Regions from separate parts of the Mus musculus genome. Here region 2 is linked to region 1. A link is a loop called in an ENCODE intact Hi-C map of the cell type or tissue named here. Cell type or tissue: left cerebral cortex. All regions are shown on one strand. Links, peaks and the distances in the headings refer to the core of each region. The heading gives the core; the rest is flanking DNA. Region 1 has its middle 31 kb from the start of Gm33971. Region 2 holds the start of Htr1f (5-hydroxytryptamine (serotonin) receptor 1F).

Evidence for each region. Peaks named below come from ENCODE experiments on the same cell type or tissue, not always from the same donor. Only the 100,000 strongest peaks of a DNase experiment are listed, where the experiment ranks them.
Region 2: a loop joins it to region 1, with 2.1 times the contacts of the local background. A loop is called at or near these places in 2 of 42 quality-filtered maps.

The regions. Positions count from the first base shown.
Region 1 is chr16:64,897,296-64,913,683 of GRCm38, reverse strand. It overlaps the pseudogene Gm9061. Among named protein-coding and RNA genes, the nearest start is that of Gm33971, 31 kb to the right of the region's middle. In left cerebral cortex, for the core only: CTCF peaks have their summits at 6,383 and 10,161 (motif pointing left); a DNase peak (open chromatin) is centred at 6,389.
Region 2 is chr16:65,095,433-65,111,820 of GRCm38, reverse strand. Htr1f (5-hydroxytryptamine (serotonin) receptor 1F) reads left to right here and starts at 6,037. Exons shown (of 3, transcript NM_008310.3): 1 at 6,037-6,196. In left cerebral cortex, for the core only: no CTCF peak of the experiment used is centred there; DNase peaks (open chromatin) are centred at 6,466, 6,893, 7,465, 10,158 and 1 more place; H3K4me3 peaks cover 2,536 bases; H3K27ac peaks cover 1,763 bases.

The DNA.
Region 1 (16,388 bases), core at 2,826-10,825:
TGGATTTTTTTTTTTTAATTGTCCTCAGCTGGAGATATAGCTCAGTTGGTAGAGTGCTCAAACAGCACATCCTGGCTTCAGTCCTCAGCCCCTAGAGTGTCTGGATCCTTTCTTGGTATGCTGCACATGTTCTAAGAAGTCATGAGGAAACGATTTTAAAATTTTTACTCAGGCCATGCAAGGTGGTGCATGCCTTTTATTCCAGCACTTGAGAAGCAGAGACAGGAGGATACCTTGTAAGTTGGAAGCCACCCTGGTCTACATGGTGAGTTTCAGGACAACACGGTGAGCTACATAGTGAGACCCTATCTCAAAACCAAAAAGAAAATAAAGACAAAAGCAAAGCTTTGTCTCAGAATCATAGGCTTTTTCAGCACTCAGATCTGGTTAGTGCTTGTTTTACCCCACACCATCAGCAGAAATAAAATCACCAAAGTTCGCTCTTCCTTCTGCATTCATGATGATCATCCCAGCCTTACTCGTTTTATTATAATATATTTTATCTCTTGTTGGTTTGGACATCACAATTTACTTACCATTTACACAGCACTGTGTCTTCGAATCATTTTCTGATTTCCAAAATATCCTTTTAACGTGTTAATTCTAATTCATTTTAACCATCTTGGTTTTTAGGCTTTTTTTTTTAGTTTATTATATTATTTCATAACATAATTCACAAGGACTCACTTTCTAGACATTGAATAATACTTTGCAAAATTCTTTCTCCGTGCTGTTTTCTTCTTTCTTTTTTCATTTCTTCCTTTTTCCTTCTAATTCTTTCCTTTATTCCATCATACATTCTTTTCTTCCTCCTTCCCTCTTTCCTCTGCTGCTGCTTCTTTGCTTGACTGTAGCTCTATAAATAGCATCATTTACTTTTCCTGGGAAGTTTCTATCATCAGGTAGTGTCTTAGTCAGGGTTTGTATTCCTGTACAAAAACATCCATGACCAAGAAGCAAGTTTAGGAGGAAAGGGTTTATTTAGCTTATACTTCCACATTGCTGTTCATCACCAAAGGAAGTCAGGACTGGAACTCTAAACAGGTTAGGAAGCAGGAGCTGATGCAGAGGCCATGGAGGGATGCTTGCTTTCCCTGGCTCACTCCGCTTTCTTTCTTCCTTTCTTTCTTTCTTTCTTTCTTTCTTTCTTTCTTTCTTTCTTTCTTTCTCTCTTTCTTTCTCTCTTTCTCTCTTTCTTTTTGGTGGGTGCATCAAACTTTATTGATGGTATTCAAGAGAGTAGGGAGGGCTCCCTAGGTCCCTTCTGTTATTATGAGGGTCTGGGATTAAAATTGTGAGGGAGATGCTCAGTGTTGGGGGCCGAGTTAGGATAGAAACTCCTCAGCAACCAAGGGCCTCTCTCTTGCTCTCAGTGTCCTTGCTGGGGTGGGTGGTCCAGGGTTTCTTACTCCCTTGAGACCATATAAGCTATGAGGTCTACCACCCTGTTGCTGTAGCCTTATTCATTTTCGTACCAAGAAATGAGCTTTACACAGTTGTCATTGAGAACAATGCCAGACCCAGCATCAAAGGTGGAAGACTGGGAGTTACATTTAAAGTCATAGGAGACAACCTGGTCCTCAGTGTAGCCCAGGATGCCCTTCAGTTGGCCCTCAGATGCCTGCTTCACCATCTTCTTGATGTCATCATACTTGGCAGGTTTCTCCAGGAGGCATTTAGATCCACAACTGATACACTGGGGATAGGAACACGGAAGGCCATGCCAGTGAGCTTCCCGTTCAGCTCTGGGATGACTTTGCCCACAGCCTTGGCAGCACCAGTGGATACAGCAATGATGTTCTAGGCAGCCCCACAGCTATCACACCACAGCTTTCCAGAGGGGCCATCCACAGTCTTCTGAGTGGCAGTGATGGCACAGACCGTGGTCATGAGCCCTTCCATAATGCCAAAGTTGTCATGGATGACCTTGCCAGGGGGGCTAAGGAGTTGGTGGTGCAGGATGCATTTCTGACAATCTTGAGTGAGTTGTCATATTTCTCGTGGTTCACACCCAATACAAACATGGGGGCATCGGCAGAAGGGGCGGAGATGATGACCCTTTTGGCTCCACCCTTCAAGTGGGCCCCGGCCTTCTCCATGGTGGTGAAGACACCAGTAGACTCCACGACATACTCAGCACCGGCCTCAGCCCCATTTGATGTTAGCAGGATCTCACTCCTGGAAGATGGTAATAGGCTTCCCGTTGATGACAAGCTTCCCATTCTCAGCCTTGACTGTGCCGTTGAATTTGCCGTGGGTGGAGTCATACTGGAACATGTAGACCATGTAGTTGAGGTCAATGAAAGGTCATTGATGGCAACTATCTCCACTTTGCCAAGTGGAGAACAGATGGCAGCCCTGATTACTAGGCGCCCAATACGGCCAAATCTGTTCACACTGACCTTCACCATTTTGTCTACGGGATGAGGCTGGCACTGCACAAGAAGATGCAGCTGTCTCTGGAACAGGGAGGAGCAGAGAGCTCAACTTGCTTTCTTATAGAACCCAAAAATATCAGCCCAGGGATGGCACCACCCACAATGGGCCCTCCCATCTTTGATCACTAATTAAGAAAATGTCTTACAGCTGGAGCTCATAGAGGCATTTCCTCAAGGGAAACTCCTTTCTCTGTGATAACTCCAGCTTGTGTGAAGTTGACACACAAAACCAGCCAGTACAGGTAGTATTTCCCAATATGGTAAAGCTAAATTTGTATTAACTTCCTTCCTATCTTATTTATAGCTGGCAGATCTTTCCTTCAGGTGCTGAATGAAGTCCTGCAGTAGTGGAGTGTTAGCTTAGCTGGAGACCTTGCCCCTGACTTCTGAGATGCTCTCATAAGATTAGATTGATCGGCAATGCGGCATTGTAAAGTTCCATCAAAACTTATACATCTGCTTTGTGCTTCTGAGGAATTCAAAGGTGCAGTTGCTCTTGTACTTCTATATGTCTTGTTCTGTTTCGCTCTGGACACTTTACTCCACAATTTACAAGATTCTAAACCAGATGACAAGAATGAGTACCTTCTACAAAAAGAAAAAAGAAGGAAGGAAGGAAGGAAGGAAGGAAGGAAGGAAGGAAGGAAGGAAGGAAGGAAGGAAGGAGAGGAAGGAGAGGAAGGAGAGGAAGGAAGGAAGGGAGGGAGGGAGGAAAAAGGAAGGAGGGAAGGAAGGAAGGGTAAGGGAAGGAGGGAAGAAGGGAAGGAAGGGGAGGAAAGGGGAGGGGAGGAAAGGGGAGGGGAGGGGAGGAAAGGGGAGGGGAGGGGAAGAAAGGGGAGGGGACGGGAAGTAAGGGGAGGGGAAGAAAGGGGAGGGGACGGGAAGAAAGGGGAGGGGAGGGGAAGAAAAAGGAAAAGTGTAGGTTGGGGCAGGGAAGTATAATCCAGTGTGAAGATATCATTTGCTGCTTATTTGATGTCATTTATTCTCATTGATGGTACTACTTTGTGAACTTTGTTTTGCAGCTATGTTTCCTCCTTTCTCTCTTTGTACGTTTTTATAATTATCAATCATTTGTTTCAGTATTGGGGAATGTTGTATTATTGCACTGTGTTAGTCAGGGTTCTCTAAAGAAACCTGAAATAGCATGAAGCTAAGTACATTAAAAGTAGACTTACTGGAACAGCTTATATGCTGTGGTTCATGTAGTCCAATAATGGTTGTCTCCTGATAGAAAGTCCAAGAGTCCAATAGCTATTCAGTCCATGAGGCTGGATGTCTCACCTGGTCTTCAGTGTATGTGGAAATACCAAAGAAGTAGGCTCTAAGAGTATAGAATGAATTCCTCCGCAGCATAGTAAATGAACTTGCCAGTAAGAGTAGGGTCAAGCAGGCAAAAAACAACTGCTTCCTTCTTCTGAGTCCTTTTACATAGGCTGCCCCCCAAATGTGTGGCCAGGACTTAGAGTAGGTCTTCCCACTGCAAATGACCCAATCCAGAAAAAAACCCGCACAGGCTTTTGTGGGGCCATGATAGGCAGCCTATTTTGGTTGAATGAGGCTTGCTCCAGCCACTCAGTAGAAAACTCTACAAGGGACAGAACACCGAGCCACATTCCCAGAGACAGGTGCCTGAAACCACAGAGCCCCCAACTCCATAATTCTGTGACTATAAGTCACACAGACAATGCCCCAAACTCCTGGCATTCTGGCTAGACTCCACCCCCACAGCTACCACCTGACTATAGCCAGGTATGCTCCTCCCCACAGTTACCTGGAAACAGCAGGATAGCCAGCCCACTATAAAAGGAGCTGCTTGGCCGCTCCTTGCTCTCTTTAAGCTCTCATCATTTTTACTCTCTTCTCTAGCCCTCCTTCTCTCTTTCCCTTCCCCCTTCTCTCCACATGACCACGGCTGGAGTCTCTCTATCTACCTTCTCTCTTTCTCCCTGCCTTTCTACAATAAAGCTCTAAAACCATAGACTGTCTCTGCTCATCAAGGCACATCATGCTTGAACGATGGGATAGGCTTTCCCCTAATGAGCCGTGTCTAACCTCCCACTGGAAGGCCTTCCTGTGTTCCAGTAACAGACCTGACCAAGGACTCTCACCCACGTGGGAACTATCCAGCACACCCCTCTCCCCCTGCGCTCTTCTCCCTTTGATTTAGCCGCCCCTCGGGCTCCCCATTTGTTCTCAGCTCTTCCGAGGTGTCCAGTGGTGTCTGGGATGCCCGAGACTGAGGACCTGGTACCTAGGATTGCCCCTTGTCCACCACCCACCTAGCTGGGGTTCAGTGGCTTTACACAGCCAGACACCCACACACATACCCAGGGCCAAGTGGAAAGTGCGGGGCAGTCTTCCATGTCTGCCCGCCCAGAGCAGCAGAACTCTGGAGGACCTCGGGTTTTCTTCTACTCCCTTTATTCCCCTGGCGCCCATTGACCAATAGGCTTTTGGGTTTTAGTTGAGTCCAGATGTAGTCAAGCTGACAATCAAGATTAATTATCTAATGCACAACCTTTGCTTAAAGAAAATTTGCTTTAAAAAAAAAATACCATCTTGCTACACTGGATCTACACAAAAATGGGCCATCAACAGCCAGGCAGAGCCTCCGCACAGACTTAGGGGTTTCTCCATCATTGCTCAACTGTGTTATATGAATAGATTCAGGAAAACGAGGAGTCATTGCTTTAGTGATGTACCCATTGGTGACCCCACTGGGCTCCAACAGATAGTTCTACTCAAGAGGTTAGCAGATAGCAGATGATTTAATTAAATGGGCCACACAACAAAATCAGCAGCCATGACTGGGAAAGGGACAAGTAGGGACAAGCAGAGGTTAATAAGGGTGTAAGAGAAATACAAAGAAACAGAAGGAAAAGCAATCAGAATACATTGAGTGCATAGATGAAACTGTGCACTGCCTAAAAATTAAATTAATAAAAAGAAAATGATAAATGCCTTCACATGAATGAATGTTATAAGACAGTCAAATATGGAAAAAATCTATCACCCATGCTTATATGTTGCATAATTTAATTTTTAAAAGAAATCTGTGTAAAGAAAAGCATTCATATAGAGAGAAAGCTGATATGGATTGAGTAGTATGTGTGAGCAAGAGTGAACTGGATTGCTTACAGGTAGAGGTTTCTTTCTGAAAGGAAGGACATAATCTAAGAGTGCACAAATGTGAGTATTCTAAATCATGACTTTTTTTTTACATTCTTATGAGGTGATAAAGAAATATCATCCTGCCTCCAAGTGTGGTGGCACATGCCTTAATCCAAGCCCTGGGAGCCTGAGGTGGGTCAAGGCTAACCTGGGCTGCATAGTGAGTTCAAGGCCACCCTGGGTCTCACAACCAGAACCTGACTCTCAAAATCAAAACCAGGGAAACAAAGTGAACCATCCTATGACAGAAATTACTCTTTTTCACAGGCAGCTTGATTTTAGGTAATTGTGACTCAGTTGCTCTATTTGTGGATGATAAAGTAACCATGGAAACCGCAGCTATTGTTTAAAGATCACAATTGGAGGAAGAGAACAGAAGTAGGAACTTGGAAAGCTGAGTAATTGTTTCCTCGGGGAGGGGGGAGAAGAATATAATTGTGAGTGTTGAACTAATGTGACAGTCCATGAGGGGAACCAGATTGTCTCGTACTCAGCAGAGACAGCAAGCTCTATTTCTCTGGAAGAAAGCTCTAGAAATTTCAGGGGAAAGAAGCTACAAACATAAGTTTAGCAACTTTATTTTCCCTGTTGGTCTCACACTTATTTTTATCTGTAACAAAAAGCAATCATACCAAGAAGAAACAAACAAACAAAAAAAGCCTTCATTAAGTTAAGGAAATCTTTCTTGTTGATTTAAGATAATGGGAACATTAATACTTTAAGGTTTAGGCACTGAGTGGGGAATTAAGCTGCTGTTTGCCGCCCTCTATAGACGAATCTAAATCTCACAGTGAAATTCAGGAAAACATTCCTCCTTATGAAGACATTCACTGTTTGTTTAACAGAGAGGAAATATTCTAGGTAAGATAGGAACAATTTCGTCACAAAGCTATCAGAATGCACCAACATACACAACATACAACATACAGTGGTATATCCTACTGTATACACAGGCCATGTGGTACAACCTACTGCTTTTAAACTACAAAACATGCACAGTGTGAGAACTATATATAGGCAACTGTGACACAGTGATAAGCTGACGTCTAAACATGTCTAAACACAGAAAAAGAATAACAAGAATACAGTCTGTTTACTCGTAAATAAGAATGTTTCTATTGTAATACTATGGAGACACCTTTGAATGTGTGGCAAATTGCTGACAGGAGCCCTTATCCTGTGGCAGGAGATACTGTTAAAATCCAGATGTGTATTTATGAACTTGAAGCAAAAATATTCACAAAACTGCAAATTCTCTTTTTCTGCTACATTGATGTCCTGTGACTCAGAAACACTGGCTGTTCGGTGATTAAGAAATGAAGACCTCGGGCTGGTGAGATGGCTCAGTGGGTAAGAGCACCCGACTGCTCTTCCGAAGGTCGGAAGTTCAAATCCCAGCAACCACATGGTGGCTCACAACCATCCGTAAAGAGATCTGACGCCCTCTTCTGGAGTGTCTGAAGACAGCTACAGTGTACTTACATATAATAAGTAAATAAATAAAATCTTTAAAAAAAAAAAAAAAAAAAAAAGAAATGAAGACCTCCCTCCTTTTAGTAGTTTAGAAATAGAAGGAAGTTAATGATGTAGTGGGGATAGAAGTTAAAATTTGATTAGGTTGTGATCTTTTTAAAGATTTATTTATTTGTTTATGTAAGTACATTTTTGCTATCTTCAGACACACCAGAAGAGGGCATTGGATTCCATGACAGATGGTTGTGAGCCAACATGTGCTTGCTGGGAATTGAACTCAGAACCTCTGGGAGAGCAGTCAGTGCTCTAAACTGCTGAGCCATCCTTTCCAGCCCTGGCTGTAATTTTCAAATAACCATTTGATACCTATGCAATCTAATTCTCCTCTTCATCACCACCTCATTCCATTTTCATTTGCTGGCCAGCCTTCTGCCAAGAGAATTTCCCCAGAATAAATGCAAACATTGATGCAAACATTGTCTTTTCAAGTTTAAAAAAAAAATCGCGATGCAGGAATAACACAGAAGAAATGCAAAGGAATATTTGTCTCCTTCACATTCTTCAACAATTGGGCAGTCAAGATTGAAGTGTGGATGGAAAACTCCTGAAGGGATTGCAGAGCGTGAAAATGGAGTTTCTGAGCCTCTTTTTTTTCTGAGACCCTGAGCACCTAAAAATCTTGTATTATACAGAATTTTTTATTTAAGGAAGAATGTGAAGGCTGAAATACAGCTGTGTGATGTGTTAAAGGAAACAAAATCTGACGCAGCCCCAGTGAGTCTTCTGGCCTACAACAGCATGAAAGGGCACAGAGGTCTGAGCAGGAGCCAGATTGAGGCGGGTAAAGGGCACACACAGTGGTTGCCCTGGAAGAGCCATTCAAGACACAAGGAAAAGTCACTACACCAGGTCACAACCTGGTTACAACTACGCCTTGAGCCTGATGTCTGAATGAGAAGAGAATCTCTGGGCACCATATGAAGTGAGCTACCTTTCAAAGAGTACCCCTATACTGAAGCAGGTCAAATAATGAAAAAAATAAAATAAAATAAAATAAAATAAAGAGCCTTTTCCCAAACCTAGAAGGAAAATTTTTAGGGAAAGTAGATCTTAAATGTGTGGCAATCAGAAAACCTAGAACAAAATTTCTCTAAAACAAAAATAATAATAGCTTATGCCTTCAGACAGAAATAAAAATGTCACCCAGATACAAGAAAAGTACATAAGGACAACGTAAACCCTATTTGTCTCCACTTACGGATCCTTTCTATCTCCATTGAAGGACCAGGCCTGATTTTGAAAAAAGGCACCAACTCCAGGAACAGACCATACGTTCCAGAAACTAGACCATAAGACACCAGCCCCAGGGACACACCATAAAATCCAAAACAAGATCATAAAACCCCCTCCCAAAGAACAGCCTGGAGAAAACCACAAAAACGGGGAAACACCTTATCTCAGAATGGACCATCTGCAGTGAGGAGCCCTATCTCATCCTATGGTTAAAGTTCATGACATAGGAATGCAGAGCACTGGCCACCTGTGATCCCTAGCACCCACCAATGACATTTTAGATTACTTAATCCTTCTAGAGAGTTCCCTCGGCTCCCTATAAGAAGGCCTGCATGGGTCTGGAGTGATGGCTTAGTAGTTAAGAGTACTGACTGCTCTTCCAGAGGTCCTGAGTTCAATCCCCAACAACCACATGGTGGCTCACAACCATCTGTGATGGGATGCGATGCCCTCTCCTGGTATACATGAAGAGAACAACAGTGTATACATAACATAAATAAAGAAATCTTAAGAAAGAAAGAAAGAAAGAAAGAAAGAAAGAAAGGGAAAGGGAAAGGGAAAGGGAAAGGGAAAGGGAAAGGGAAAGGGAAGGGGGAAAGGAAAGGGGAAAGGGGAAAGGAAAAGGGAAAGGGAACGGGAAAAGGGAAAAGACAAGACAAGACAGACTGCATGCCTTTGTCTGGGGTCACCATTTCAAAGAGTAGTTGACCCCCGCGTGCTGGTTGTTTCTACAGAATAAACACTCTGAGTTTGGAGGCCTTCCTTCAGCGATTATCCAACCCTTACAGTTACATTTCCCACAGTATCACTTGCCCCAAGAAAAAAGAAAAAGAAAACAAAAAACAAAACCAAAAAACAAACAAACAAAAAATAAAACACAGGGAAAGACTCAGAACTTTCCAGTGACATCTTGCCAGAGCTGGACCTCACCTACTCTTCTGCTTATGAACTTACTCTCTGCTCAGTCTCAGGGCCGTAACGCCTCCTTTTCTTTAACACACCGTGTTGTTCTTTGTGTGCGCTTCCCACTATAAACCAAACAGTGTTGTACTGATTTTGGTTCACACTGGTCTGGCATTGTAGTAGTGCCCGCTTCCAGTGGGCGGTCTATACATACTCATCAACATGAAACAAAATGAAAGCTGGGCGGTGGTGGCACATGCCTTTAATCCCAGCACTTGGGAGGCAGAGGCAGGCAGATTTCTGAGTTCGAGACCAGCCTGGTCTACAAAGTGAGTTCCAGGACAGCCAGGGCTAAACAGAGAAACCCTGTCTCAGGGGGGAAAAAAAAAAAACAGTTAGACAGCTAACCCTCAAATGGGAAATCCATGTTTTAAAAGAAATGCAGTTTGGGGGCCAAGTGCATTTGTCAACTATTCTTGACTGTTACAAGACTCTAGCTGATTTTAATGATGCTATGTGGCACCCACTAAGACTCAACTTAGAATTTCTAAGTCATCATTTGTCAACTCAAATCTCTTTTCATGCCCCACAGAGTGGGGCATTTTAAAAAGTGTTTCCATATAGTCTTTTCCTCCCTTGAACATTGTTGTCTTTCTCATCACTTTAACATCACTAGAAGGAACAGGAAAGCCAAACAGAAAACAGCAGGAAAATCAGAGGCACATTGGCACATTGAGGAAATGAAGAAGAAAAAAAAAGGAGGAAGAAAAAGTGGGGGAGGGGAAGGACAGAGGGAGGAGGATAGAGAAGGGGAAACGGGGAAAGAAGTATTTAAGTATTAAAGTAATACTTTAATTCTGCAAGCAAGCACTGTTATTTGCTGCCCCTTGCTGGTAAAATAATAAAATTGCTAAATCAAACATTCAAAGTCTAGTTCTTAATACTAAAATCCCACGTTAAAGGAAGTAGAGAGAATCATAAAAGATCATTGATGCCCTTTAGGAAGAGTCCCTCAGGAGAGGCCCTGACCTTCCAGCCCCTGACCAGATAGCCTTATAGAAAATTTACTTTAGAAAAGTCTTAAAAATCAAGTCCCATGCAGGGCTCCTGGCCCCTCTATTGCAAAAGACTAGAATTTGGTATCGGCAACAAACGTTGTCAGTTATTCTTCTTGACATGACAAGCTTGCTTTATTAATCTTTGAGCAACTGCTGGCCAGATCCTCTCATCTGAGGAATTGTGGCGTGGATGCCAGTCACACTGTCAAGTATAAACCGTGGTACAGGACGAGAAGCAGGTAGGTGCGATTCAAACACAAGGTGGTTTTCTGAAGATAACCACCAAGCTGTCTTTATTCACCAAAGGACCTTTATACTCACTTTTCATAGCACAAAGCATTAGGAAGAAACGGGACAGGCAAGGGCAAATGGTGTAGCAGAGTGTGTGACTAAACACGCTGCTTCTGGGGAAGGTTTCCCGGATTGGGTTGGTTGCAGTGTGAATGGAGAACTAGAAAGCCTGTTCCTGAGAAGGCTCCATGCCCCAGTGTAGGGAACTGCCAGGGCAGGGAAGCAGGAGTGAGTAGGTTGGTGAGCAGGGGGAGGGGGATGGAATAGGGGTGTGGCTCAGAGAGGAAACCAGGAAAGGGGATAACATTTTAAATGTAAATAAAGAAAATAATCTAATTTTAAAAACAAAAACAAAAATGCCTTCCATGGCTTATATTCTCTATTCTGTGAGAATTCTGGCTAGCAAGTGCTGCATCTCTTCCTCTCCCCCAGGTTAATTAGCAATGGAAGGCTTGAATTTGGGCATGAAATGGCCACAGTTTTACCCAAAAAGTAATACAGAACTGTGGGTAAACACCATGGACAGTTCACTTTGGTGTTTGGGTCAGTGAACAAGGCATATCCTAGGGCTTTCCCTTAAGAGAAACACCCTCAGGTAGTATATATAACGGGCATGATTTTTACTTAAAAAGCAGAGATTACAGACATTTTTTTTAAATGGTGAAAATCTAGAAAGCAAGACAAGATTGAAATGGAAGTGAGCTATGAAGTAAAAACAAGGGAGAGCGGGTAAGACTAACAATGAAAAGTTTTCACCAAGTACGTGTGAAAATTTCCACCAGGGACAGGATGCTTTGAAGCCCTGTGTGATGTCTCCCTGAAAAAGTTGCTCAACCTTTAAAAGAACAAACAGAAAGATCTTGCTTGATCTCTCTGTGTCTCAGTCTTCTCCATCTCAATCTCCATCTCGGTCTTTTCTTCCCCTCCCCTCCCCCTGCCCCTCCCTTCTCCACATCCCCTCTCCTTCCTCTCTCTTCCCCTTCCCTCCTCCCTCTTCCCCTTCCCCTCCCTTCATTCCCTGCCCCCCCCCCCACTCTCTCACACACACCCTACAACCAACAGAATCAAAAAGGAGTGGCAGTGGCTCTGGGAAGGGAGTTATAGTTCAGCAGCAACTCTATACCTCTATACAGGTGCTTTGCAAATCCCTTAGTTTAGCATGGCACAGCATTAATTGTTAACTAAGAGTCCAGAGGGGCTCCTACCACTCCTTGTCCCTTCACAAAAAAAAAAAAAAAAAAAAAAAAAACAATTAACCGGAAATATATAGCCTCAACCAGGTGATAGTGGCACACACTTTTAATCTCAGCACTGGTTGGGGGAGACAGAGGCAAGCAGATCTCTGTGAGCTCAAGGCCAGTCTAGTCTATATAGTAAGTTCCAGGAAAACTGGGGCTGTTACACAAAGAAGCTGTCTTGAAAAACACAAAGAAGCTGTCTTGGAAAACATATATGTATGAGAGAGGGGGGGGGGCAAAGATAGAAAGGTAGATAGATGACTAGATAGATGACATATCCTGTGTGTGGGTGTGTGTGTGTTTGTGTGTGTGTGTGTGTGTGTGTGTGTGTGTGTGTGTGTGTGTGTGTGTGTGATTTCATCCACTAGACCCCACTGAATGTAGAAAAGCTCTTCATGGCTTTCTAGATGAAAAAATGTAATAAATTTAACTATATGAAGCCCAGTTCTGCGACTCTGTTTCCAGAGACTTGTCTTTGTCTTCAACAGTCCTGTCCTAAGAGCACCGTGTCCTGCCCACACTAACTGAAATATTCACTGTAATTCTGCCACTTGCTCCAACATCATCTCTTTGGGGTTTCTATTACAGAGCCAGCAGTGCCCCCACCTACACTCACAAAAAAACAGAAATAGTGTTGTCTCCAGAAGGCCTGCTAGAAAACCTGTAACACAATAAAAACCAGGAGCACTACAAACCAGGTCTTATTTCAACCATAGGGATAACGCAACACTCGCCAAAGCACTGAGCTGCTGTGAAATCCTCTAAAAGCTTAAATTCAAAAACATAAGAACCAAACTCTTTTTCAAGAAACATAAAACTCAGAACCAAGTTCAGAAAATGTTTATAGGATTATAGAAGTAGCCAACACCCAGCAAAGTAAAACAGACCAACACAAATGATTGGGCATCCAACGAAGCAGAAAGTGTAGCACAATACGGAAAAGCCATCTACTCAGCCAAAAACATTAAAGAGCAAACATGTTCGAATTAATAAGAAAGATCCCTTTTCAAAATGTAACTGTATTCCATACATTTTAAAGCATCAGCAGAGGCATGAATACTGAAAAGAGCTATCTGAAGATTTTAGAGCTTAAAACTAGTTTATCAAGGCTGGAGAGATGGCTCAGCAGGTAAGAGCACTGACTGCTCTTCCAAAGGACCTGAGTTCAGTTCCCAGCAACCACATGGGGGTTCACAACCATCTGTAACAGAATATGATGCCCTCTAACCCAATCACAAAAGAACTCAAATGATATGTACTCACTGATAAGTGGATATTAGCCCAGAAACTTAGAATACCCAAGATATAAGTTACATTTTGCAAAACACATGAAACTCAAGAAGAACGAAGACCAAAGTGTGGACACGTTGCCCCTTCTTAGAACTGGGAACAAAACACCCATGGAAGGAGTTACAGAGACAAAGTTTGGAGCTGAGACAAAAAGATGGACCATCTAGAGACTGCCATATCCAGGGATCCATCCCATAATCAGCCTCCAAACGCTGACACCATTGCATACACTAGCAAGATTTTGCTGAAAGGACCCTGATATAGCTGTCTCTTGTGAGACTACGCCGGGGCCTAGCAAACACATAAGTGGATGCTCACAGTCAGCTATTGGATGGATAACAGGGCCCCCAATGGAGAAGCTAGAGAAGTGCCCAAGGAGCTAAAGGGATCTGCAACCCTATAGGTGGAACAACATTATGAACTAAACAGTACCCTGGAGCTCTTGACTCTAGCTAGAGAGGCCCATTGGACTTGCAAACTTTATATGCCCCAGTACAGGGGAACGCCAGGGCCAAAAAGTGGGAGTGGGTGGGTAGGGGGGTGGGGGGGAGGGGAGGGGGGACTTTTGGGATAGCATTGGAAATATAAATGAGGAAAATACCTAATAAAAAAAAGAAAAAGAAAAAAAAGAATATGATGCCCTCTTCTGGTGTGTCTGAAGATAGCGACAGTGTACTCATATACATAAAACAAATAAATAAATTTTCAAAAAAAGTAGTGTGTGAAATGAACGTGTTGAGTAAAGTTATCGAAAGAATTGTTCCAAATAGGTAGCATACACCAGCTGATATGAGGCCCCCAACACACATGCAGGAGAGGACTGCCAGGTTTGTATTTATTCAAAGACTATGAACCTAACCCTCAAAAGACTGGAGGTCCCAAGAAGTTTAGAGGTCAGGTGGAATGGGGGTGGGGACATCCATGTGGAGACAGAGGTGGGGAGGAAGTGTGAGATGTGGAACAGTAGGAGGGTGAATGGGGGTGGGGTAATAAAATATGGAGTATAAAAATAATTAATTAATTAAAAAGAGAAAGAATTGTTAATATTCTGAACAATTAGAAGATACACATAGGAGAGAGTGATCAGGTGTGTGTGTGTGTGTGTGTGTGTGTGTGTGTGTGTGTGTGTGTGTAGCAATAGCAATAGCAATAGCAATAGCAATAGCAATAGCAATAGCAATAGCAATAGCAATAGCAATAGTAGAATTATCACAGAGGCCAGAAGAGGGCAGTAGACCAGAGGCAGTTGGGAGAGAGCCAGGCAAGGCTAGAGTGAGTGCTAACCACTGAGCCACTTCTCCAGCCCCAGAAAACTTTTTAAATGAACAATGAATTATTGCTCAGGAAACACGGGTTAACCTGCACATACTTTTAAGTCACTGAAGGAAGAGGAAAGGGGAAGAAAAAAAAGTTTAAAGAAACATCGCTGACTTTGTTTTCCAGACCGGATACAGACTATAAAGCCTCCAATCTTGGAAGCTCAACGGACTCAAATAAAAGAAACAGAATGAAATCTATACCAGGGCATATCACAATCAAAGCACTCCTGGCCAGGGAAATCTTAAAGTGAGGCAACCAAAAAAAAAAAAAAAAAAAAAAAATCCAGTAATAGCTGGATATGGTGACTTGTGCCTGAGACAGGTTGAATGCTAGCCTGGTCTATGGAGAACTTCAGGCCAACCCGGACTCCACAGAGAGACTTGTCCACCAAATAAATATATAAATATATTTACAGAGGTAGAAAATTTCATAATGGCAGGAACAAGACAAGCTAGAAGACAAAGGAGCGGTAATTTTAAAGCTTTGAAGGAACAAAAAAATTAATTCTTGCTAAATAAAAATATTACTAAAATAAGATTAAAGACATATTTAAACATACGAAAGCTGGAAGATGTTAATATAACCACACTGTCCGGGTTATGAAAGGAAACTTTTCAGTTAGAACAGAAATATGGCAGTAAGCTCTGTACCACGAGCCAAAGAGCCCTGGAGATAACAAGTGTGTTAGTGAATACATGTGTTTCCTCCCACTCAAAGCTTTTAAGCTGAATGGCTTTAAACAGCAATAATCACAGCATAGTGTGAAGTTGGTAATGTATGAAAAGGTAAAATTACACAGCAATATAAAGGTCAGGAAAAGATGCTGAAAGGCGTAAAACCACGAGGGTTTATGTTGTTCTTGAAGTAGCATAATGTTATTCGAAGGTAGGCATGACAGTGTAAAGATGCATAGTAGAAACCTTAACATCCCCACTAAGATGAAACACAGACATGTAATAATAGAAAGAGGGGAACTCAAAGAAAATCATACAAATCCTAATCCAAATGAAGGGAAGAAAAAAAAATAGGGAAAACAAAGCAAATAAGGTAGAAGACACAAAGCTTAAATAGAAATAAATATTAATAAGATGACACATTTGAGCAGAATAGTACCTTGTGTATATGTATGTATATATACATGTGTTTGTGTGAGTGTGTGTGTGTGTGTGTGTGTGTGTGTGTGTGTGTGTGTGGTGTATCTGAGTGTGCCTGCTTAGCCTTGTTAGTAAGCATATTCGATCTGTTTTTCAAGTATCTAAGTAAAAAAAAATTGTCAGGTTGGATTAAACAAATCAAACACACCAGGAGATGGTGACATATACCTTTAATCCCAGTACTCTGGATCAGAGGCAGGCAGGTCCCTGAGTTCGAGGCTAGCCTGGCCTACAGAGTGAGATACAGAATAGCCAGCGCTACAAAGAAACCCTGTCTTGAAAAATTAAAAAATAAAATCCCAGAAAAATAAAAATTATTATTTTTATTTTTGTAAAAAATAAAAAAAAAATCAAGACCTGAATCTGTGTTGCCATGTAAAAAGAACTTTAAATATAAAGCTATAAATAGATTACTTGTCAAAAGATGACCAGGTATCGTGGCTCACACCTTTAATCCCTGTTGTTGGGAGGCAGGGAAAGGTGGATGGATTTCTATGATTTGAGGCCAGCCTGGTCTACACAGCAAGGTCCAGGCTAGCCAAAGCTACATAGTCATATCTTGTGAAAAAAGAAGGAAAGAAGGAAAGAAAGAAAGAGAGAGGGAGAGAGAGAGAGAGAGAGGGAGGGAGGGAGGGAGGGAGGGAGGGAGGGAGGAAGACAGAGAGAGAGAGAAAGAAAGAAAGAAAGAAAGAAAGAAAGAAAGAAAGAAAGAAAGAAAGAAAGAAAGAAAGAACAAGAATAGGAAAACAAACATGG
Region 2 (16,388 bases), core at 5,355-13,354, 200 kb before region 1:
CCAGCTTCATGACTCTTGAGTATATCTAAAGGATTCCATACTCTACTTGAGATGCCTGCTCATCTATGCCCATTGCTGCATTCAATAGCCAGGGAATGGAAACAGCCTAGGTTTATGGGTAAAAAAGATAGCTCAATGGGTAAAGTGGTTTATAAGTAAGCCTGAAGTACCAGTATGAGGAGGGATAAATAACACTAAAGACAGTACGGTCATATGGGAACCTGTAAAAAAAAAGCCTCCCTAAAAGAGAGAGAGAGAGAGAGAGAGAGAGAGAGAGAGAGAGAGAGAGAGAGAGGCACATACACACACAGACACACAACACATATTTATACACACACACACATGAAGAGTTAAAACAGATTTACACTATAACAAAGCCACAAGGCCCCTATTAGACATCAGATGCCAACTAGCAAAAAATCCCAGTGCCAAGAACAGATTACTTCTTTTGGAGTTATTACCCCAGTGAGACTCCATAGGCTGCTAAACATGGCTATTGCTGTTGCCTTTGGTTATACCCTCTCTCCAAACCTGACCTGAGGATACCCCATGCCTGAGCCACCATGGGGAAATCAAGTTGGTGTTCTCCTGGAAGCTCCATCCACACTGGCTCCTTTTCATAGTGCCATAAGGTGGTATCTGTGCACACTCCCAGAGGAGAAATGGAATTGTCAATTATACTCAACTGTAAACCTTGAAAGCTACAGTAGTGACTAGCCTGGAAACACATGCCCACTGATGCTATAGTGACAGAAACATGGGAATAACCAGACATTTTCTCATTGGATTTTCATGCCATACCACAAAATGAAACCTACATCTAGCACCATTATCAGGCCAAGGAATATAGCTATACAAGCCACAGGCCCTAAAGGAGAAACTACTGCTATTATTTTGCTAAATATATATGGTATTAAGCCAATTCCTCAGGACTTATTGTTATACCTATAAATCAATGTATTGCTCAACCCTCACCTGAAATGCTTCTGTTTGCAGTCAATGATAATTAAAACAGAGATTCATTCCTAGACAGTGTGCAGAAAATAAGAAATAATAATAAGAAAATAAGAAACTGCAGAATGCTCAATACTAAAGGAAACATATGCTCCACAATTCTTCTGTCCATCACTCAGAGATCATTGCAGAAGAGAAAGCAGTAAAGGTTTAAAAGCAAGGGGTGGTAGATGCCTATAAGGAAAGGAGATCTTCTGGACAAAGCAACACAGCTTCACATGTGGACTCACAGTGGTTTTGACAATATGAACAAAATCGGTGCAAGCCCAAGCCAGACCAAATCCCAACATGAAGATGGGATTTGAGCATGGAATCCTACCTATTTGTAATCGTTAGCTACTAGGAGAAACAGCAACTGTTCTAAGAATGTAGCTGCTGGCAAATCAACTGTGCTCCAGTGGAAAATTACACATCCAAGAATATTTGAGCACCACAAACTAGTCTTAATGAGCAAGAATGACACAAAGGTTGGGTGGGTAGGGATGACCAGTGTACACTAGGAAAGAGTGAAATAACTATGATCAAAATACATTGTATGAAATTCTCAAAGAACTAATAACATGTAAATAATAAAAAATGGTTGTAGAAGAAAGTTGAGATAGATCTGTGACAACAGGTAGGAAACTGAGCTGATGCCTCTGTTGGCTTTGTTCTCTACTGGTCTGCTTAGAATCAGAAGTGAGCTCCCATGGCTTTACTGACCACTGTGGGATATGAGAGCATCATCCCCATCGTCTTTCCATTGCATCACATTGTTTATGTCTAGTAGAAGGCATGATTTTATCTGCCATGGGCATTGTAGGGATTTATACTGAGAGCCAAGCCAGCTCGTGAATCTGAAGTTTTGGGTAAGTTGTTTACACATAATACTCTGAGGAGCAGCCTTGGATTTTTTTTTAATATCTGAGAACATCTTACTGTAAGGATTATGTCCAATCTAGTCTTCCCTATATTATAGAATTGTTTATTTAGCTGTGTTCCGAAGTCTCACAGGTTTGTCTTTTACTTTGCCATGGTTTGAATAGGTGTGACTCACATATTCATGTGTATGAATGCTTGGCCCATGGGGAATGGCACTATTGGGAAGTGTGGCCTCATTGGAGGAAGTACGTAACCATGGGGGTGAGGCTTTGAGGTCTCCTCCTCTTATGCTTTGGCTCCCCACAATATGGAAGAAAGCCTCCTTCTGGCTGCCTGAGGAGGACAGAGTCCTCCTGGTTGCCTTCAGATCAAGATGTAGAACTCTTGGCTCCACCAGCATAATGTGTGCCTGCACTCTGCTATTCTTCCCGCCATGATGATAATGGACTGAACCTCTGAAACTGTAAGCCAGCTCCAATTAAATGTTTTCCTTTGTAAGAGTTCTGTTGATAACAGGGCGTGGTGGCGCACACCTTTAATCCCAGCACTCGAGAGGCAGAGGCAGGCAAATTTCTGAGTTCGAGGCCAGCCTGTTCTACAAAGTGAGTTCCAGGACAACCAGGGCTACACAGAGAAACCCTATCTCAAAACAAAACAAAACAAAACAAAACACAAACAAAAAACTAAAACTAAACAAACAAACAAATAAAAAGAGTCCTGTTGATCATGGTGTCTCTTCACAGCAGTAAAACCATAATTGAGACAGCTTTCTTCTACAAAAAGAAGAAGAAGGAGGAGAAGAAGAAGGAGAAGGAGAAGGAGAAGGAGAAGGAGAAGGAGAAGGAGAAGGAGAAGGAGAAGGAGAAGGAGAAGGAGAAAAGGAGAAGGAGGAGAAGGAGAAGGAGAAGGAAGGAGAAGGAGAAGGAGAAGGAGAAGGAGAAGGAGAAGGAGAAGGAGAAGGAGAAGGAGAAGGAGAAGGAGAAGGAGAAGGAGAAGAAGAAAGTAACCACCCAATGGATTTAATGGCATAAAACCATCATACAAACTGTTTTTGTCATAAAGTTGGGGAAGATATTTTTATCGATTGCTTTTATGTTCATGATGAGTTTTCATTTCACTCTGCTTTTCCCAAAACAGAAAATGGCATTTACAATAAACTTCCAGAAATCGATCTTGTGATATTGCGGAATTAGTCCATTTATTTTAACTTAGGAGAGGCAGAAGTCAGGTGAATTTTTCTGCACTTAGGCACATACAACTCAGGAAGATATTACCCATTTCTGAAAAGGTTCCATCACTCATACCTGCCCTGTCTGTGCTAATTGTGCAGGGTTTTACAATTATCTCACGGTTGCAGTCAGCTTAATTGAAAGGAATGACAGAGCTTAAACTTAGCTTTAAATTGAGATCAATATTACCGAAATAGTGCATTTGACCTTGGTTAAAACTCTCCCTCTGGCAAAGATCAAAAAGTAGCGTGTTGCTCAAAAAGATATATGACCCTTGCTACGCATGTTCAAGATTAAAAATAAATGACTAGTGAAAATTTCTGTAGGAGTTTGATACAACAGTCTTACTGGGTCGCTTAGGTTTGCTTCAAACTTATCTACCATTTACCATCAACTCCCGAGTGCTAGGCTTGTGGACATGAATCTGCATACCCTGCAAGTTGTACTTGTGGGACTTTGGTTCTTGTTTTCTTCTAGAGGTAGATACAGAATCTAGGTCCTTGCATTCTGCCACTGAGATACCTTGTTAGTCTTTGACTTCTTACATCAACCTTCAAAAAAAACTTGCTTCCAGAGGTGGTGGCAGGAAGGTCATCATGTTACATGAAACAAAGAAGACTCAGAAAGACCAACATCACGTATTTGCTCTGTAAATTAGACAGATGGAATGTAGAAAGGACATGACTTGGAAAAGAAAGGGGCTTCGTGAGAGGGCAGGACAGACAAGGTAGAAGGTAATGGTGGACATGCACACAATCAGAGCATTTTAAAGGCATGTATGAAACATATAATAAAATGCATATTTTATAGAATTAATATACACTAATAAAAGCATCTATTAAAAAAAGGAAAGAAGAGAACTTATAAAAAGAACTTGTTTGTAGTCCTTGAACCACTCTTGAACTTCAGACCTGATTCTGATGAGATTCTCATGGAGACCCAGGCCTCTCCAGTGTTATTCAGTATCTTTTGAAGCAATCTAAGGTACTCCTTCTACATCATCTTCCATTCACCCAGAGAAAACTTGCTGAGGGCTAGGATGCTGTCCTCACTGCTAGCTTAAGTATCTGTGCACTGAATAACAATGGGATCCCTCTAGGGCGCAAGGTCCTACTGCAGTGTGCAAGGTGCGTTTTCATCACAGAACCCAAGCAAATTCATTTCTTGCAGTAGCAGCAGCGGCCAGCAGCGAGGCATCTGAAAACTTAGATGTCTTTTGCATTACGGGTGTGGTCTTTCCTATAGATTCACTTAATGCAGTCTGTTCCAGTAGGCTTGTTCTCGAATTGCTGATTCCAATTGCAGGAGTCCACATCTGTCATCTGAAAATATGCACAAACTTGAGGTCTGCAGTTTTCCACATTTCAAGCTGGTTCCTATTACCTTCTTAAACTGAAGATGAAAACCTATTGGACCTGTACATTTTCAGAATATCTTTGTATCTCTTGAGGGCAATGTCACTGCAGAAACAGTAGCAGGTCAAGACATTCTCAATCTGCTTGTTGAGGTGGTATAACCTTGCACTTTATGGCTGTCACTAAGAAGATTTGTTGTACAATATGCTGGAGGTAAAACCGAGATGGTCAATACAATAGCAAGGAAAATGACTTCACTCTACACCGAGTGTCATAAATCTCAACTTCCGCTGTATTTCCTAAATAAGTAGCCATATATTTATATTGACATATATTTATAAGGGATGGGGCTAGAGCTATGCAATTTGAAACAGGGAAGTGAGTGTTAGGAAATATGGAAAGGAATGAAAATGGGAGGTAAATGCTAACACTGATCTGAAATCGCCACGATTCAGCTAACATTTACCAAGTACAGAGTGCCAGGCCTTATGCCTATAGACAGCATCTCATTTAAATATATGATGCCAGGGAACAAAGTTGGCATCACCAACAGAAGGAACATGAGCTGGAAAACACAGGCTTGGTTTATAAGGCAGATTTCTAAAAATTCACTTTGGATCATAGGAAGCGCGGGCATGGGAGAGAAGAGCAGAAAGTATATCTCTGTGATAGGGTTTTCCCAGAAAGATAAATCTACAGTCAGTCCTTGGGTACAACTCTATCGTGGTTGGGTCCACCATTGGACAGTGGGTATAGCTCTGCCCAAGAAAGTCTGTCCCTTATTGGCTCCCAGTGGAGACCTGCTTAAATTTTGCAAAATGTCTACCTTCCAGGAAACAGCCACATTCCAAGGTCAAGATAGATTTTGGCAGTTCCTGGCAGGGTGATGAAACCCCTGTAAAGAGCTATGAAATACAAATCTGGAAAGAAAGAAGGAAGAAGGAGGAGGAGGGGAGATAAATAATAGCAAAACAGCAAAGGTCAAATACCCTTTCAAGGTCACATCCTGGGAAAGCAATGGAGGGAGTTTTATTCCAAGATGTCTCTGGCATGAACCACCAAAAAGAAACTAAATCAACCTTGATTCAGTACCTTACCACCCCCCACCCCACCCTACCCCCGCTTCCTTTGCCCTCAACTCCATTTTTTTTTTCAAGAAATGCCTACTTTGTGAAATTGTGAGTAAACAGATCTCGGGGCCACCTACTAAGGCACTCTCCAAAATTGTTGCCTAAAATGCCTTTGTACCCGTCATCTGACCCTCGCTTTATTTCCACCCATCCTTAGAGGTTTTAAGACGCAAATGAAGGAAGGAGTCCGTCCAAGGATGAAAAGTTAAGGGAAACAAGATCGTTTTCTTTAAGCTATTTGCAGAAAGGTGCTTCGCATCATTTCCAGATTTCCCGAACAGATAATCTCCAAGGTATCAGTGGAGTTAAAAGGACGGGACTTTTTCCCTCCCCCTCCCTTCTCCAAGCATCAGTCCAAGGGGAGGGAGGGGACGAAAGAAGACACTGGGAGGAGGAGGAAAAGTGGAAGAAGCTAGAAGAGCGAGGTGCTGAGGTGATCCCCGGGGCGTCGGCCCTCGAGTGGACTGGCGTCTGGAACCCGCCCTAGAGCTGCGCCCCAAGCTGCAGCGCGCATTCAGCTCGCCACCCAAGAGCAGCCGGGACGCGCTGTTGTCGCCAGAGAACGACCGCGGCGGGCTAGGGACCAGAGCCCCTTAGCTTCGCTCTGGTGAGTACGCGAGGCTGCCCTGGGCACCGGAAAGCGCGCGGCGGGCGGCGGGAGGCACGGGATGGTCCGGCCCGGAGGCGGAGGTGTAGGGGTTGGGGATGACAATTCCTTCCCCCCTGCTACTTTGATGGAACCGCAAAAACTGAAGCTCGCTTCCCGAGGGCTAACTTTGAGGGAAAGGCAGGATCCTGGGTGGAGCAGGTGGTCTTCAGTGCATGAAGGGACCTGGTCCCAGACTCTGGGGAGAGGTGTGGGTTCCAGACCGTGACGCCAACATCCTAGTGAGGATGCAGGTATCCAGTGAGCTTGCCAAGGGTAGAAGCTAGGATGTGCAGAAACCCAACTAGAGGTCAGGAGTGTCATCGAATCCATCACTTGGTCATATCTGGAGATGGATCAAACAGAAAATGATAAGATCTGTGTAGGAGTTTGGGGAGGTGTAGACAAAAAAGCGTTGGTAGTTTTCCAACTTTACTTCCCGTGGGTCGGGACAGATGAGGTAAAGCTCCAAGCAGACCCTCACCTAGCTCCACAAAGTCCCTAGCTGCTACAGGAACTTGCCTAGGAAAGATTTGTTGGTCTCTTCTTGTTTACAGGGACCAATAGGCAAAGAAAAGGAAGGGATGGCAGAATGAGGGGCCATCCTCTTGTTCCTGGTGCTTGTATCCAAAAGGGGCTGAAAGACCCTTAGCTGCATGCCAAGAGTGAGGAATGAAAGAAAGGAGAGAAGCAAGCATATGCCCAGAGGTTGGCAGTTGGGCTGCCTTCGGTGTAGAATTTGGTTTGGCCACTGGGTAGGAACATGACTGAAATGTCCTGGCATGCATCTGAAGAAAACACTGAGGTAAAGACTTGTTTTCTCCTATAGCTAAGTGGTTCCTGAGGATGTCAGTGATTAATACAGGATGATGATGAGATGAAGGGTGGTAATTGAAGAAGGAATAAACAGGTAGCCTGCCCAGCCCTCAAGTTTTTCTGGAGAACCTAAGTCATTGTCATTCACCTGCATTTTAAAGGTGCTAGTGCCCAGACCCACCCACCCCCAAATGTTTTCAAATGAATTATATTTCTATCCCGTTTACATATACATCTGTGAGCCTAGAGTTGATGATCAGCAATATGGTGATATTCACATTTGATTTGCCCTAAATGTCTGTTTATGGGGAGACAGACGGAAGGAACTTGGCTGTCTTCCATTGAGGGAACGACAATCCCACACAGCTGAGGGAGACTGAAGAAGCAGCCCTTCTCTATGGCTTTCAATGACCCCCTTCTCCCCAGTCTGTAAATTTAAGGGCAAGTGCTAATATCGCTACTCCCAGCTTTCTCATAAGATGAAGTAGTCCTTGCCTTTGCCCATCTTACTCAAACCTACCTGCTCAGGGTCAGTTCCATAAGGAAAACTGTTGCTTGCTGAGCTCGCTCAAAGGTGGTCTTTTCATCTTTGTGTAGGGTGTTCTTCAAAGAACTAAGATGTTTCTGGACAAAGGCTGTCCATACCTGCCTGGTATTAGTCATGAGTTTCCAGAAGTACCATATAACTTAGTTTCCCATTTTTATCAAAGAAATTTTAGTAAAATTTCCCACTTACTCCTTAGTTAATGTGTCATATGTTCAAGCTTCATCCACTTAGGCTTACTGCAGAGCTAATGGCTATATGCACCACAGAAGCTGTTCCACTCTGACAGACCACCAAGGGCTTTGTTTATTAGGGTGAAGATGTAAGGAACAATGCAGGGTTTGCCCCTTGCTTCCTCAGGGGGACTCCACGCAGAGCGCTGAATAGGCTCTTTTTATTCTTTAAGATAAATAAAAACACTCAACTTGTTTTTTAGGAGTTCTTAGATAGGTTGTTCTTATAAATGCTACCACAGAAGTGATCACAACAGCTCATCTCTCTGTAAGGAAATGCCTTGTTTTCACAAGAAATTTGGCACGTGTGGTTTTTTCCAGAGGCTTCCCAACATTAAAACATCTTCATGGAAAGTACAGATGTTGAAAGTTCTCTTCTAGCGAAAGTGGTCTCTTCTGAAATGGTTAGCTGTCACTGAAACAATTTCAAGGATGTCTGAAGGACACTCTCTAGGATATTATTACAAAACAAACAACATAAAACATAGCAGACACATTTTTTTTTACATCTATTTTATGTGCATGGATCTCTGTTCTCGATGGGCTTGTGGTACTCACAGAAGGCAGAAGAGAGGGTCAGATTCCCTGGGACTAGATTGACAGATGGTGGTGAGCTGCCACCTAGGTGTTAGGAATTGAACCTTAAGTCCTCTGGAAGAGCAACTAGTGCTTTTAACTGCTGAGCCATCCATCCTTCGAGTCACTGAACATAATATTTTTAAATCGATGGCAGGATTCTCTTCTTCACTGTCAATTTCATAAGAGGGAGCGATGCTTTTTGAGCAGAAAAAAAAAGTGACACAATGATTGCTACCAGGTCATGTGATCGCTATGGAGATATCTGTTGTCATCCAACACAGACCCACATAGAACCTTGGCCCCTGTGCTAAAACAGAAATGATACAGCCACTGGAAATTATAACAAGAAATGTTTCAGAGCCAAGGGAGGCACATAAGATGGCCAATATGACATCAATGCGTACGCCTGAGTATTTGAGAGTTGAGACTGTTTGGATCTGACAACCTCCCAGTTCCTTCAGGGTCTTATCTTCTCTCAGCTATGATTTGTGGCCTTTTAACCCACAGTATGGGATTTCCCTTTGTTTCTGTGTATGTGGGAAGCAAGAAAGGGTTTTTGTTGTTGTTGTTGTTGTTTTGTTGTTTTGTTTTGTTTTGTTTTTCGGCAGGAAGTGTTTTACCAGGATACCCTTAGTGTGACACACAGCTCATCCGCGGGGAGTTAGAATCCACAAGGAGGTTGTCAACGTTGCTTAACATAGTCTTTAGCCAGGGGTAACCCCTGAAAGTGTGAGAAGCAGTGGAGTTTAGATGTATTCAGAGATAAAAGAAGCAAGAATTGACAGACTGGTACAGTTGGTGACAGAAGGAGAGGAATCAGAGTTCCTGCCAAGGTGTGTGCGTTCAGCCTCTGGAGAATACAGTAGCTGCTGAGCAACATGAGAGACTGGCAGGGACAAAGCAGTTCCACGGGCTTCATGGACATCTTGACACAAGCTTCACGGGGTAGTTGGGACAGAGTTCAGAGGAAAAGTTATAGTTTGAGATAAAAATGTGAATCACGCATACATAAATGGCATGGAAAACAAGTGGGAAAACAAGAAAACATACTCAGATCATCAAACAGTCTAGAACAGTCCAGAACATTGAAGACTGTAGGACCAAGGTAAGAAAACTAGGGAGTAGCAATCAGAGACATCAAAAGATAAAAAATACATTAAGAAGGAAGAAAGTTCTTACTAGCTATGTCCAGGGCTGCAGAAGGGTTGAGTGATGTGAGGACAAAGAATTATTGGAGAATTTAAATGACCCTCAGGTTAGTCAACTTTCCATGACTGTATCAAAATAACTGAGGATACAGTACAGGGGAACACCAAGGCCAAGAAGTGGGAGTGGGTGGGTAGGGGAGTGGGGGGGGGAGTATGGGGGACTTTTGGGATAGCATTGGAAATGTAAATGAAGAAAATACCTAATTAAAATAAAATTAAATTAAAAAAAATAACTGAGGATAAACCAATTTTCAGAGGTTTCAGTCCCTGTTAGCTGAACCCTGTTGCTTTGGGTCTATGATAACACAGTGCATCCATCACGGAGGGTGGGAGCTGTTGGCATTTAGTCTAGGCTCTGCCCCACAGTTGCCTGGCAACAGTCAGGTGTGTCTGACTCACTATAAAAGGGGATGCTTGCCCCCTCCTCACTCTCTTGCTCTTGCTCTCTCTTCTTGCTCCTGCTCCCTCTCTCTCCCCATTCCCCTCCCCACCTCTGCCTTTCTCTCAAACTCCTCTGCCCATGCCCTGAATAAATTGTATTCTATACTATACCATCGAGTGGCTGATACCTCATGGGGGAAGGGATGCCTTAGTACAGGCTGCAAAGACACCCCGTCCCCCACACCATACTGTGCCTCCACCAAGCATATTCATTCCTTTCTTATCTTTTTATAAAACACAGCAGGAGCCCTTGTGGTAATGTGGAAGCAGACATGAAAAGAGATTGGGAGCCAATATCCCATTCAAGGAAGGGCATATCACCACTGACCTAATTTCTTCTCTGCCCACATTCTCAAGATTGTGCTATCTCCCAGTAGCCCTCAAGGAATAGATGTGTCTTGGGGGACATTCAGGATTCAAATTGTATCTCAGCTGAGACAGGGTGGTTTTGAGATCAAGCCTAACCCATTGAGAGCTTGAGATCAAGCTAGGGTACACAGGTAGCCTAGATTTGAAAAAAATTCTCACACTCTGGTACCCTTCACTTTGTTTACTTTTTTGAAAATCTCATATATGAGTACCATGTTTATAATATCTCCACCTCTCTCCCTCCCCCTTCCAGTTATAGCACTTCCAGCAATGTTCATGTGAGTCATTTCAGTCAAAATTATAATGATGATGAATGATTAAATATTGATTCATAACATTGAACAAAAGTTGTAAGCCTACTGGTTCTGATTTCAGGGATTTTTCTTTGTCATGAAGTTATATTTACGTAAATTAATATTTTTTTCAGAGTTGAGCAAACAATTGCAAAAACATAAATGCTTCTCAATTTTAAAAAAAGCTTAATAAATTATTAATATCTATTCAGTGAAAAACTATCCAGCATTAAAATTATTAAGGCAACTTTCTATGGACTAAAAAAGGATAAAAAGATTTTCCAAATATATTCAACATGAAGAAAAACAATCAGACTTTGTGCATTATGACTAACACAGAAAAATAAGGTTATACCTGACACCTTGCCAACAAATCAGCAGCCAGCAATGGTTTGGCTCCTTGTAGGAAAGACCGGGGTGGGGGGGGGGGGTGTTGGTGGGGGAACATAATGGAAACTGAGGATCAGGGAAACAGGGCTGGCTTTTGTTTTGTTTGCTTTGTTTTGGGTATTTTTTTTCTGTATCACAGATATTCTAGTGAGGTTCATTTATTCTATAATTTAAAAAAAATTCCCTCCCTCAATTTCAGTAGCCCATGGGTGTTTTCCAGTTCCCAAGTGTTTGAGTGGTTTCTGTCACACTGAATTTCTAGTCTTATTCCATCTTCTATTCTCTTGTTCATTTATTTACTCATTTACATCCCAAATGCTGCCCTCCCTCCAGGTCTGCCCCCTCACAAAGTCCCTCCACCCCATCTCCCATCCCCCATCCCCTTTACCTCTGTAGGGCCACTCCAGGGGTAGCCTATCTTAATTGTCCTCTGAGAGGCTCTACACAGCAGCTGACTGAAACAGATGTAGATACAACATTAAATGAAGGTCGGGGACCCTTATAGAAGACTTGGAAGAAGTACTAAGGCCCTGAAAGAAATGGCAACCCCTTAGGATAGACCAACAGTGTCAACTAATCAGGACTCCTGGGAGCTCGCAGAGACTAAGCCACCAATCAAACAGCATATATTGGCTGGACAGAGCACCGACCCACACATCCCTACCCCCTCCCTGGCACATAGACTTTCTTGTCTGACCTCAGTGGGAAAGGATGCACCTAACCCTCCAGGATACTCAGAGACTTTTATTTTGTTCAGTTTTGCATTCTTTTCAGTTTTGGTATGTGAACACAGGAACTTGCACTTGCTAGGCAACCGTTCTGCCCCTGAGCAACACTTAATGCCTTTGAATTATAGGCACAGAGTTACCTATTCAAAACCCTAAATAAAATTTTATGCATAATTCTGAAACATGTCATTTAAAATAATAAGAGGAAAGAAAAGATGTGGTGGTGAAAAAATGAATACTATATATAGCGCAAGTCTTTGAGGAGTTTTCAAAAGGTAGATTAAAGGTAGCTGGGGGGAGAGGGGGAGCCGTAGAGGTTTGGTTTTAAAATGGGAGTGGTTATTGCCTAAATTAAACTACAACAGAAGGAACAACCGACTTTAAAGAAAATAATAATGAAAAGGACAACAGCAAAGCAGATTCCTTTAGCAGGCTGTAGGGGTGATATTCCAGACATTTGTAAGAAAAAAGAGCTACCATGTCTAGCTAGGAACATTGAGAAAGGCACTGTCTAGCAACCTTCAGACATGGACCTGTGCTTTGCCCAGCACACTCTATGTTCGGCTGCCTAGGTCATTTGTAAAATTACTGTGATGAGGACTCCGTAAAGTCTCCACTCCCTACATCCTTCCTCCATAAGTCTCTCATCAAGGTTTTTCTTACCCTTGCTTGGCGCTCTCCAGTGCCACTTAGCAACTGGCCAGCAGCTTGTGGGCTCATTAGAGATTTAGTTGGTTTATAAAGTAGCTCCTTTTCCCGTGTCTCCTTCACCCTCGCAGGATTCAACTGTTCTGACTGAGGGGACTGAGCAGCCTCAGGCAGGCATCTCCCTCACCATTTCCTGCCCCTGTCAGTTCATGTGCTAAGCTGTTTTCTTTCCTCTAAGGCTCTTTTCTCTCTCTCTCTCTCTCTCTCTCTCTCTCTCTCTCTCTCTCTCTCTCTCTCTCTCTCTCTCTCTCTCTCTCCTCCAAGTCCCACAATAATCTTGGCGGAGGCTTCAAGCCCCTCTAAACTTTAGTCTCTTCTTTACTAGTGATCCCATCGTGTACGTGTATTACTGGGATCTTTCCCATGCTTAAACGGCTCAGACAAGCAGAGAAGCTTCACTTGATGCTAAACCCTTCAGCTACAATCCTAGCCAGCCTTCTCTTTGTCAGCCAGCTTTGAACACAAGGAACTAATTCACACTGTGCCACTATCTTGTTATTAATTTCTTCCCCCCCCCCCCCCACTGTCTGGCTTAGACTCTCACCACCCCGATGAAACCTTGTCTCCTTGGACTTCTTAATGAAGTTTAAGAAAGCTAACCATCGGGGCTTCTGTCACAGGCTCTGAGATCCAATCTCTTCCTTTCAAGCAGAAATGGCACCATCCTGACCAACCTCCTCCACTGCTTTTCCACGCCTCAGTGGCCGTGCTCTGTAACTCTCTTCTCCACTTGGTTCTTTGTCTCTTTTGGTCAATGATCCTTAAGAATCAAAAAAGCAAACTTTCAAGAGAATCAGAAGACACAAACAACTATTGTTTCTCTTTCCAGAGGATAAAGATATTTGCAGGAAATTTCAAATGATGAAAAGACGCTCTAAACCCGTTCTATGGAGTGAGAAGGAGCTCTCTCTGAGACAGCCTCATTAACAAACTACCAGTTACGATGACTTCCTGCACTCCAAATAAAATGGCGAATGCCAATTATTGTGAACGTGAACATGAACCCTGGTTGAACTTCAACTCATAGCAATCCTCCTGACTCAGCCTTGCAAATGATGAGCTTACAGACAGGCATCACCATGCCTGTTGTTGATGATGTTGTTGTTGTTGTCATTGTCATTGTTGTTGTTGTTGTTCAGGACAGGGTTTCTCTGTGTAACATTCCTGGTTGTCCTGGATCTTGCTCTGTAGACTAACTAGGTTGGCCTCAAACTCAGAGATTCTCCTGCTGCTGCCCCTCATATACTGGGATTAAAAATGTGTGCTACCACCACCCCTCTCTCTATGGCTATTTTTAATTGTATATTCCTATTTTTATTATAATTAATTTTATTTATTTACATTCCAGCCATTACTTGCCCCCAACAGTTCCTCATCCCATTCCCCCTCCCCCTTGCTTCTGAGATGGTGCTTCCCCTCCATCCTCCTTCCCTGGGGCCTCAGTCTCTCAAGGCCTAGGCACATCTTCTCCCACTGAGGCCAGACCAGGCAGTCCTCTGCTAATAGTCCTCAGTAATAGTATCAGGCCTTGATGCCTCCTCATGAGATGGATCCCAAGTTGGGCCAGTCATTGGACAACCTTTCCTTCAGACTTTTCTCCATTTTTGTCCCTACAGTTCTTTTAGACTGGAACAATTCTGGGTCAGAAGTTTTGACTGTGGGTTGGTAACTCATTCCTCCACTTGGGGCCCTAGCTAACTGCTAGAGGTGGACTCCTCAGAATTCCCTCTTCCCACTGTTGGATGTTTTGGCAAAGGTCACCCCCATTGAGTCCTGAGAGGCTCTCACCTCTCAGGTCTCTGGGACTTTCTAGAGGGTCCTCTCCCCACCACCCACCCCTAGAAGTTGAGTACTTCCATTCATTCTCTTGGTCCTCTGGGCTTCTTTCCAACCCCTATACCTACCTGATCCTGCCCCTCTTTCTTTTCCCCTTCCACTCTCAAACCCAGGTCCCTCTCTCCCTTCCTCTACCTCCGATAATTATTTTATACACCCTTCTAAGTGGGATTGAAGCACTCCTGTTTGTTAAGCTTCTTATGGTCTGTGGGTTGTATCTTCAATATTCTGTAACATTTGGCTAATATCCACTTATCAGTGAATACATGCCATACATGTCTTTTTAGGTCTGGGTTACCACACTCAGGCTATTTTCTACTTTCATCCATTTGCCTGCAAAATTTATAATGTCCTTGTTCTTAATACTGAATAACTTTCCATTGTGTAAATAAAACCACATTTTCTGTATCCATTCTTCGTCTGAGAGACATTTATGTTGTTTCCAGCTTCTGGCTATTACAAGGCTGCTGTGAACATAGTGGAACACATGTCCTTGTGGTATGGTAGAACACCTTTTGGGTATATGCCCAGGAGTCATATGTCTGGGTCTTCAGGTAGAACTATTTCAATTTTCTGAGGGACCACAAAATTGTTTTCCAAAGTTGTTTTACGAGCTTGCAATCCCACCAGCCATGTAGGAGTGTTCCTCTTTCTCCACATCCTTGCCAGCATCTGCTGTCACCTGAGTTTTTCATCTTAGCCATTCTGACTGGTGTGAGGTGGGTTGATTTGCATTTCTCTGATCACTAGAGATGGTGAACATTTCTTTAATTGTCTCTTCATCATTTGAGGTTCCTCTGCTGAGAACTCTCTGTTTAGCTCTGTGCTCCATTTTTTAATTGTGTTATTTGATTTTTCAGGGGAGGTTAACTTCTTGAGTTCTTTATATATTTTGTATATTAGCTCTCTATAGGATGTAGGGCTAGAAAAGGTTTTTTTCCCTATCTCTAGGTTGCTGATTTGTCCTATTAACAGTGTTCTTTGCCTTACAGAAGCTTTTCAGTTTAATGAAGTCCCATTTATCAATTGTTGATCTTAGAGCCTGAGCCATTGTGTTCTGTTCAGGAAATTCCCCTGTAGCAATGTGTCTCTTCCCACTTTCTTTTCTATTAGAGACAGTGTATCTGGTTTTATGTTGAGGTCCTTGATCCACTTGGACTTGAGCTTTGTACAAGGTGGTAAATTTGGATCTATTTTAATTCTTCTACATTCAGATGGCCAGTTAGACCAGCATCATTTCTTGAAGATGCTTTCTTTTTTCTACTGGATAGTTTTAGCCCCTTTGTAAAAGATCAAGTGACCATAGGTGTATGGGTTCATTCCTGGGTCTTCAATACTATTCCATTGATCTACCTGCCTGTCTCTGTATCAATACCATGTGGTTTTTATCACTGTTGCTCTGTAGTACAGCTTGAGGTCAGAGATGGTGATTCCCACATAATAATCTTATATTTCTGATGAAGATATCTCAGGTGCTGATAGAAACTGCTTTATAAGTTTTCATATCTGAGTCCTTCATTGGTTCTTCTTAATTTCTCCTTCAACTTAGTAATCTTTTGATATATAAATAAAACATTATTTATTCATTATTATTATTCATGGAAAACTGATACTACTGAGAACAAAGCATAAGAAAGAAAGACATATTACTTCTTCATATATTCATATATTTAGTATCAGCTAAAAGCCTTGAAATTGAACCTGAATCTTTTTTTCTTTTACCTTAAGAAGGAAAATTAGCAGAAGATAAAAATGTTTCACCAATCTGGAAGTATATTACAATAATCAAGAAAATTCACAAGAGAGGGAGTTCCCAGGATTCCAACAGTGTCAGTACTGGGAGAAGTATTTACACTGAGTACCACCAATGGTTCATGGCTTACATTTGAGTAAAATGTCCTGTCTTCTGTCTACCACAAACTTCATGAAGTTAAAACTACTGCAAATCAAAATATGGACAGACTGATAACCTCCAAACTCAGCCTATAGGTTCATAATTGTACTCCTC